Linked DNA regions of Homo sapiens: region 2 is linked to region 1. Evidence: read pairs that join two places in POLR2A ChIA-PET (ENCODE). Cell type or tissue: GM12878. All regions are shown on one strand. Links, peaks and the distances in the headings refer to the core of each region. The heading gives the core; the rest is flanking DNA. Region 1 overlaps ADK (adenosine kinase). Region 2 overlaps ADK (adenosine kinase).

Region 1 (4,402 bases), core at 179-4,178:
AATTATCTTTGCCAAGAGATATTAATAGAAGGATGGGATTTGAGCCTGAGTAGTGAGCAGATCCAACTCAACTAAAACGACTGTAGCATCAAGCCATGTAAGGCAGAAAGTACAGTCAGTGTCTTCAGCAGAAATTTGGGAAAACATTGGGAAAAAAATACATGTATGCACCTATGGTCCAATGTACTAATAACATATAGGTTAGAGAACCATTTTGAGGATTTAGAAAGGTCAAAATGTATGATTACAGCTAAACACTGAAGTCAACAGGAAGTGTTAAGTTGAAAGTACAACTCCTTACGCTATTTACTAGAGAAACATAAGCCTGACCAAGTTACCCTTAGTTCATGTAGACAAAAATAAGCAAATAAATATTGATCTTGACAACTGGTCAATTTGTGCAAGCAAGGTTAGAACTTTGTACATCACATAGTCAGTAACATTTGCTGGCGGTGATATCAAGGAATAGGAAAAGGTTCAAAAGCTATTGATGTAGTGCTTCCCAAGCTGTCACTCTGAACCAAGCAAATTCTTATATGAAAAAGACAACAAAAAAGCTATACTAGAACCACTTATTTATATGGAACTTCATCAGAGACATGAGAGAACCCCAGGGGACTGTAAGACAAAGTTCAAAGGAAGAATGTGTAGGACTAAAATTGCACTAAGCCATAAATGCTCAAAATTCACATACAGTAAAATTTTTTTAATGTCCAGTTTTGCTCAAATATAAGAAATTAACTGTAAAAAATTTATGTGTGTGTATATGTATATATATGTGTATATAAATATGTGTGTGTGTATATATATACATATATATTTTTTTTTTTTTTTGAGACAGAGCTTTGCTCTTGTAGCCCTGGCTGGAGTGCAGTGGTGCGATCTCAGCTCATTGCAACCTCCGCCTCCTGGGTTAAAGGTATTCTCCTGCCTCAGCCTCCCGAGTAGCTGGAACTACAGGTGTGTGCCACCATGCCCAGCTAATTTTGTATTTTTAGCAGAGATGGGGGTTTCACCATATTGATCAGGCTGGTCTCGAACTCCTGACCTCAGGTGATCCACCTGCCTTGGCCTTCCAAAGTTCTGGGATTACAGGTATGAGTTACTATGCCCAGCCCAAAAAAATTATTTTTAAAAATTAACTGTGATCTGTTATGGTATGGAGCTGACTAACTGCAAGAAGACACATATATAAATGTCAAATCATTATCTTTTAAGGAAACCAGGCCCTAGGACACTTCCATGTCTGTAAACTATTTCAAGCATCAACATATTTCTGACTGAGGAAAGATGTACTTAAAAAAAGTCAACTCAATTTTTTGTCTTAGTGCCCCCTCACACAGGTTTGCTGAGCTGTGCCCTATCACTAGAAAAGCTAAGCTTGTTGTTCTGTGGCTTAAAATGATCTTATCTTCTGACTTCCTCCCACCTTCCTCTGATCTTGGACTGGTGCCCCAAGTCACTCCATTAGAGAAGGCAGCTGGCTCATATCACTGCAGACTTTCCCACAGCTAACCTCTGATCTGAAGGTGTTTGTAGGTACAATGATGGAACAACATTTATTTTTCCCTGTCAGCAAAACAAACAAAACAACACGGGGGAACAGTTTGACCCAGTAAGAATTGTAAGCAGAATTTTAGTTGTCAGATTCATGACATGCAGAGGCAGAAAGAAAAGACATTAGGTCAGAAAGTAAGGAAGAAAGAATAGGCATAGTTGGTGGGCAGAAGAGCAAGACAGGTTCCAAATATCAGAGATAATTCCAAGTGAACTGATCGCACTAAATTGAAAAGGACTTTTTAGTGTGCCTTTGCAGTAAAAGTGAGAAAAGAAAACAAGCAAGTCCCCATCTGTGCTGCCCCAGGGCGCCTCGTACTGAGTTTCACAAATCTAATGAAGCAGTCAGGTTAAAATCCAACCACAGAGTGGATGTGACATGTGGAGAACAGCTCGGGTTAGAATAGAAAAGCAGGGCGGTTCCTAATGCAGGTGATTATCCGTGTGATAATCATTATATTTACAGGCTTTCCATTTTAGATCTGACATCAAAAATCACAAAGGAGGAGGGATTAAGGAAATAAACAACCGACACAGAGGCTTTCCTGCTCCCCTGAGAGTACAGCACTTTCATTCATGCATGACAAGCAACAAAAGCAAAACTAAACAGGCCAGGAAAGAGTATTTCTGAGAAGGCTGGATTTCACATTAACGCTTTTTTTCCATTTTGATAACTTTCACTATTACTCAGTTTCTCAGTCAGGTCACATTTTCAGAATCAGTTCTCATTGTTGTCTATGCTATAATACAGTATCATTTTTGGTTTACAATGAATGATACTCACATAATATGTCCTTTACAAAAACAGACCCATTTTTTCCTTCCTGGAATTGAGTGTTGTGAATAAAATGACATATAATTAAAGTCTTAGACTCTCATCTATACCACACCACTTAGGTTTTGCAGTAGGCTTGCTGCTTCAGCAACCAGGGTAAAACAACAACCAAATATAGTTTTTGAATGGAGGTTAGGGAAAAACTATGTTAATCAGATTAATGAAAACTATGGAATACTTACATTAAGAGCTATTTAAAGGGATCAGCAAGCCACTATTAAAAAGCACAATCCTCAGATTATGCAGGAAAGGAAAGAAACTCAAGTGCATGTTTGCGTATATGAAAGACAACTATGGAGGAGAAAACTTTCTCTATATTTCATCTGATAACACAAGTTCTTACTTATAAAGTAGAATTATCTATAATCAATATTAAACTAAAACCATAACTTGCCCATACTCACTGCAATTCCAATTATTTGTTACTAGTTATATAGAAACACAATGATTTCTGTATACTGACAAGCCAAGGGGGAATGGAGCCACCAGACCAGGTCTGTTTTCTTACTTTGCTTCTTCATCTCTCCATGCAACAAACATTTACCTCCTAAGTGTAGTTTTAGGCTGCTAGCATCTGTGTACATGTGTGTCATTGCTACAGCTGTTACAGGCCTTATAATGATATTAGACTTTGACTCAATAATACTATAACTCCTAAACGGAGTGGTATAGGTTAGAGATTAAGACAGGGGGGTGTCTGTCTTTCTCTACATATATGTATAAAAATCTCTGTATAATAAAAATTCATATAATTGTATATAAATTTAGAGGTATAATATTCTCCTTGAATGGCTTTAAGTGCAACATAGTACTGGTAGGAAGCAATTATAGCCAATGGAAAGAGTACAGGGTCTAGAATCAAAAGGCCTACACTAAGGTCCCAGTTTTACAAATTATTTGCTATGTAATCTTGAGCCAGTCACTCAGTACATCAATTTCTTCATCAATAACATTGGGGTTAACCATACCTATTTCGTTGCATTGTTGCTAGGAATAAATGAAATACTTTATGTGAAACTGAAATCATTTTGCCTATTGAATTCAAGTTCTTGTTAAGATCTCAGGATAAACAAATGAGTGTCAGAGCACCTAGAGTACTTTAATGATCTGTCCCATCTGTGGATTATATGTGTAGGAGGCAGTCTTCAAAATGGTTTTCAATGATCCTTGAACCTGGTATTCAAATCCTTGTACATTCTCCTCCCCTTGAATGTGCTCTAGACCTAGTGACTTGCTTTAACAAATATATGACAAAAGTGATGGTATGTTTTGTTCATCTTCTTGATCACAAGCCTTCTCTCTCTGAGCCCTCGCTCTAGGAGAAATAAGTTGCAATGTTGTGAGGACTATGGAGTGGTGCATGATCAATAACCAGTGAGGATCTGAGGGCTGTGACCGGACATGAGTGGGCTTGGAAGAAGATCCTCCCCTAGCTGAGCAGCAAGATGACTACAAACCTGGTTGACACCTTTATTAAAAGTCTTATGAGAGCCAGAGGCACCAAGCTAAGTAAGCAGTGCCTGGATTCCCTATCCCACATTTTATACATGAGGTTAACAAGAAAAACTCAGGTAATTTCACATTCAAATTATGTTAATAAAAACTTCAAAGTGGCCAGGTGCAGTGGCTCATGCCTGTAATCCCAACATTTTGGGAGGCTGAGGTGGGAGGATTGCTTGTGTCCAGGAATTTGAGACATGCCTGGGCAACATAGCAAGACAACAAAAACCAAAACTTCAAAGCAAGTGTGGTCAGCAAATCAGAGGGTAAGCAAATTCTGGAAAGAAAATTTAGATATATGCTATCTAAATGGCTTTGTATACCTGATTATGGTCAACCATTTCTTCAACACAGATTAACCGGGAGATATTATCCTTTGCATGAAATTTATTTGAAGTTTTAATTCACAATGTCTTCTGTTATTCTGAAGCAATGATTGTTTCTGACACTAAAATAAGAGTATTAAATAGTGCTAGAATCCTCAGGTGAGAAAAACAATATTGAGTCAAA
Region 2 (4,402 bases), core at 98-4,097, 55 kb before region 1:
TAATACCAGTACTTTGGGAAGCCAAGGCAGGAGGATTGCTTGAGCCCAGAAGTTTGAAACCAGCCTGGGCAACATAGTGAGACCCTGTCTCTTTTTAAATTAAAAAAAAAAAAAAAAAAATTGAGTGCATCAAAAAATGTAAGCCAGGAAAAAAAAGAAAAAAAAATTGAGGACTCCAAATAGATTTTGTGTGAGTCATATTTATTAATATTTACTGTATTAGAAAATAAAATGATCTCAGAAAATTTCTGAATAAACCTACATTTTAACATATTTTCATAAGAATAACTATATATTCCAAACAAAAATATTAGTAGAGAGTATGACATTTAAGTTTTTGCTAATCTCTTTAATATCTGGTTAACAGAAGTCAGCTGGATTCTTAACATTTGCTTCAGTATTCAATCTGTTGTGATATCATACATTATGTAGTCTCTGGAAAACTCTACTGTCATTGAGAGTCAAAAAGGCAAATAATATATTTGAATTACTGTGAAGTAGTTTTGATTTCATAGAAGAGATTCCTTGAAAGAGCCTCAGAAAGGGCACCCCCAGTGAGTCTATACTTTGAGAACCACTGCATTAGATTAAGGGCTATAGCTGTCACTATGCTGGGAAGGTGGCCCTGTTCACTTTAGATAAGGTATAATTACCAGGTATGTGTCAGTTCTGTTGTGCTCACAGCTGTGGCTAGTGGGATAGGCCAATAAGGAATTCATGTTCTGCAACTTAGAAAAGATCCCGAACAGTGCTTATGTGAAAGCAAGCTGGCCAACAAGAATATTTTAGACTTCCCTAGTCAGATAAAGTACCACTGTGCTGATCCTTTTATGTAGTAATGGGCCTGAATTACATATCCCAACCTGTAATTGCTTTTTCATTGTTGGAAACAAGTTTTATATAAATGCATTAGACAAACTATACTAGCTGAAGCCTGACATGGAAGAACTAACAAAGGTCTCCAAAGTGAAGGCAGACTTATCTCCATATTAGAATACTGATAACTTAAGACCAAGATAGAAACCCAACCCAAGATAGATGGGGATCTGAAACCTGCAAAGCATGGCAGCTGCCCCTTTCTGGACCACCAAAAAATTATTTATTTATTTTTAATTTTTAAAAAGTTATTTTTTTTAGTAGAGACGGGGTCTTGCTATGTTGCCCAGGGTGGTCTCAAACTCCTGGGCTCAAGGGATCCTTCTGCCTCAGCCTGGGATTTTAGGCATGGGCCATTATGCCTAGCCAAGAGAAATATTTAAAAATAAAATAGTAAAGGGTCCACAGCCTACCTTCTACTATGAAAAGCATGATTTGGCCCATTTGATGAGAAAGAAAATGAACAAGCCCTTGAGACTCTCTTCTACTAGGCCCCTAACTTTTGAAGACTTAAAATAACCCAGTCACAGGTGTTGCAGACACCATTTTCTTCCTTAATTGGGAAGTCAAAGGCTCTATTTCAGATAATTTACTACAACAGTTTGGTGCCAGAGTATTTTTAATCTTTTTCCCATGGTATTACATCCTGACAGTGAAATAATATTTTATATTTGCCTACGCTTTAAAAATAAAAAGTCTGAGAGAATGGTCTCTATGAAATAAGAATTATATCCTATTCATCAAATAATTCTCTTAATATGACATTCCCATTACATTAACATCTAGACCTGGGCTTGTTAAAATATGGCCTGTGGGCCAAATCTGGCTAGCTGCCTATTTTTATAAATAGAGTTTTATTGGAATACAGCCACACCCATTTGTTTATATACAGCTGTTTTCACGCTACAGAGGGAGAGTTGAGCACTTGCAATGGAGGTAGTATGCCCTGCAAAGCAGAAAATAATTACTATTTGACCCTTTATAAAAAGTTTGCCGATTCCTGATTTAAACATGTAGTCTATTAGAACTGAAAGATATATTAGAGATTTTTTAGCTACTCCTTTTACTTTATAGTTGAACAAAATAAGGCCCAGAGAATTGAAAAAGCAGTACACGGAGCACACAGAAGACAAGAGGAAGCTTCCTAGCACATGGGATTCCCTCTTTGTTATTTTCCAGCTTACTCATTCCACACAAGGAATGCTCTGCCTAAAGCAAGAGTCCTGCCGAGTCTCTTAAAAGCCACATATGGTGTTGGCACAGAAACTGTTTTTTCAACACCTGGGTAACCAGGCTGTGTAGGTCCCAGGAGTGCACCAGTACCCTCAGCTTCAGCTTTAGCCAGTCCCTGAGGAGTTAGATCTGAGAGAGAGCCACTTTCAAGGCCCTGCCTCATTAGTCCCTGCTGCTACCGATCTAGCTCAGAGAAAACTGGTCCTTCTCTCATGCCTACTGCACCAAGGCCAGTCTTGAGTGAAGAGGCTTTGTTCAAAGAGGATTTGTTAATTAAGTCATCACTGTACTAATAAAACCCCAGAGCTTCAGCCAGTAGTAGTCTATGCTACTTTAGGGTTGCTGAATGTATATGTTTGTAACTAAAAGGAATATGTTCTTTTAGAAACAACTGATATGTTTTTTAAAGTATGAAAATAAGACATGGAAAATACAGAGTATCTAAATCATCTTACCCCCAGCACACTGGCATACTCACTCTTGCTACTTTGTTTTTGTTTTGTTTTTTGTTTTGAGATGGAGTCTCGCTTGCTCGCCTGCTCTTGCTCGCTCTGTCACCCAGGCTGGAGTGCAGTAGCGAGATCTCGGCTCACCGCAACCTCTGCCTCCTGGGATCAAGCGATTCTCCTGCCTCAGTCTGCCATGTAGCTGGGATTACAGGTACATGCCACCACGCCCGGCTAATTTTTGTAATTTTAGTGGAGATGGGTTTTATTGTGTTGGCCAGGCTGGTCTGGAACTCCTGACCTCAAGTGATCTGCCCCCCTCGGCCTCCCAAAGTGTTGGGATTACAGGTGTGAACCACTGTGCCCAGCCTCTCTTGCTACTTCGTAATAGCAGGTAATTTTATATTCTGATTTGTTTATACTCAAAGTCCTCAAATAAGTGATGAAGTTTCACAAAGTGAATGAACCCACTGTGTTAGTTTATTTTTCATGTAACATAATATATATAGTTTCAAGTTGCTACACTATTATACATAAAAGTGACATGAATGTCTTCACATGTAGATGCTCCCAGACTTTTGATTATTTAAATTCCAAGAGCTGAAATTGCTGTATAAAAGGATATGAAAACTTTTACCAATTTACACTCTAGCAATATTAAGAGTATATGACTACACCCTAAGTATCAAATAACAATTCTTTTAAAAAATTCTCCTATCTCACATATTCTAATTTGAACTTCTTTATGAAAGTCCCCTATGTCTTCTAACATATCCAGGTTCAACCTATAGAATTAATCTTCAGTAATTAGAGCTCAGCTGAGCATGGTGGTTCATGCTTATAATCCCAGCACTTTGGGAAGTTGAGGTGGGTGGATCACCTGAGTCCAGTAGTTCAAGACCAGCCTGGGCAATATGATGAAACCCTGTCTCTACAAAAAAATTTAAAAATTGGCCAGGTGTGGTGGTGTGCACCTATAGTCCCAGCTACTCGGAAGGCTGAGGTGGGAGGATCACTTGAGTCTGGGAGGAAGAAGGGGTTGCAGTGAGCTGTAATTGTGCCACTGTACTCCAGCCTTGGCAACAGAGAGAGACCCTGTCTCAAAAAAACAAACAAAAACAATAACAAAAAACACAAACTAGAGCTCATATTAGTCTCAACCACAACCAGGATGACACTGCCAGAAAGCCATTAAAAGTCTGATTTTAAAAGAAAAGCTCATTAATAAAAGCAAAAATGTACGAAGGTTCAAATAAGTTTGATTGAATGAGACATGGTTTCACTCTATTGCCCAGGCTACATTGCAAGTGGTATGATCATAGCTCACTGTAACCTCGAGCTCCTCAGCTCATGTGATCACCTGCCTCAGCCTCCTGGGTAGCCAAGACTACAGGCGTGTGCCACCATGCCTGGCTAATTTCCATATTTTTTTTGCAGGGTCTCACTATGTTCCCAGGCTGGTCTTGAACTCCTGGCCTCAAGTGATTCTCCAGCCTTAGCCTCTCAAAGTGTTGAGGTTACAGGTGTGAGTCACCCTACCAGGCCAAAAAAGCTTTATTGAAAGTATTTATGGTGATATAGAGCATGTAAGATATTGATCTTTCTGCATCTCTCGCAATAAAAAAAATCAAGCTAATGTGGTATTGATATATTATATAAAACCTGCTTAAAACCCACTTTAACATTCAGTCCATAGAAACCAACTCAAGAAAAATAATCATCCAGAATTAGCATAAATTTACAAATCTATATCTTAATAAAGTGTATTACATCAGGACTCTAAATATCAAGACACTCAATTTATTATACCTCAGGTTACCTACATTGCTTCAAGTCTTGTATAAATA

Evidence for each region. ChIA-PET counts read pairs that join two places held together with the same protein. Peaks named below come from ENCODE experiments on the same cell type or tissue, not always from the same donor. Only the 100,000 strongest peaks of a DNase experiment are listed, where the experiment ranks them.
Region 2: POLR2A ChIA-PET joins it to region 1 with 6 read pairs; 6 of 35 experiments call an interaction of 5 or more read pairs at or near these places.

What each region holds. Positions count from the first base shown.
Region 1 is chr10:74,583,287-74,587,688 of GRCh38, reverse strand. The region is part of intron 7 of ADK (adenosine kinase); the gene reads right to left. Among named protein-coding and RNA genes, the nearest start is that of ADK-AS1, 56 kb to the right of the region's middle. RefSeq lists an enhancer at 1,996-2,165. In GM12878, for the core only: no CTCF peak of the experiment used is centred there; DNase peaks (open chromatin) are centred at 1,478 and 2,168; H3K4me3 peaks cover 1,387 bases; H3K27ac peaks cover 2,749 bases.
Region 2 is chr10:74,638,078-74,642,479 of GRCh38, reverse strand. The region is part of intron 9 of ADK (adenosine kinase); the gene reads right to left. It also overlaps the pseudogene NDUFA8P1. Among named protein-coding and RNA genes, the nearest start is that of ADK-AS1, 110 kb to the right of the region's middle. In GM12878, for the core only: no CTCF peak of the experiment used is centred there; a DNase peak (open chromatin) is centred at 2,199.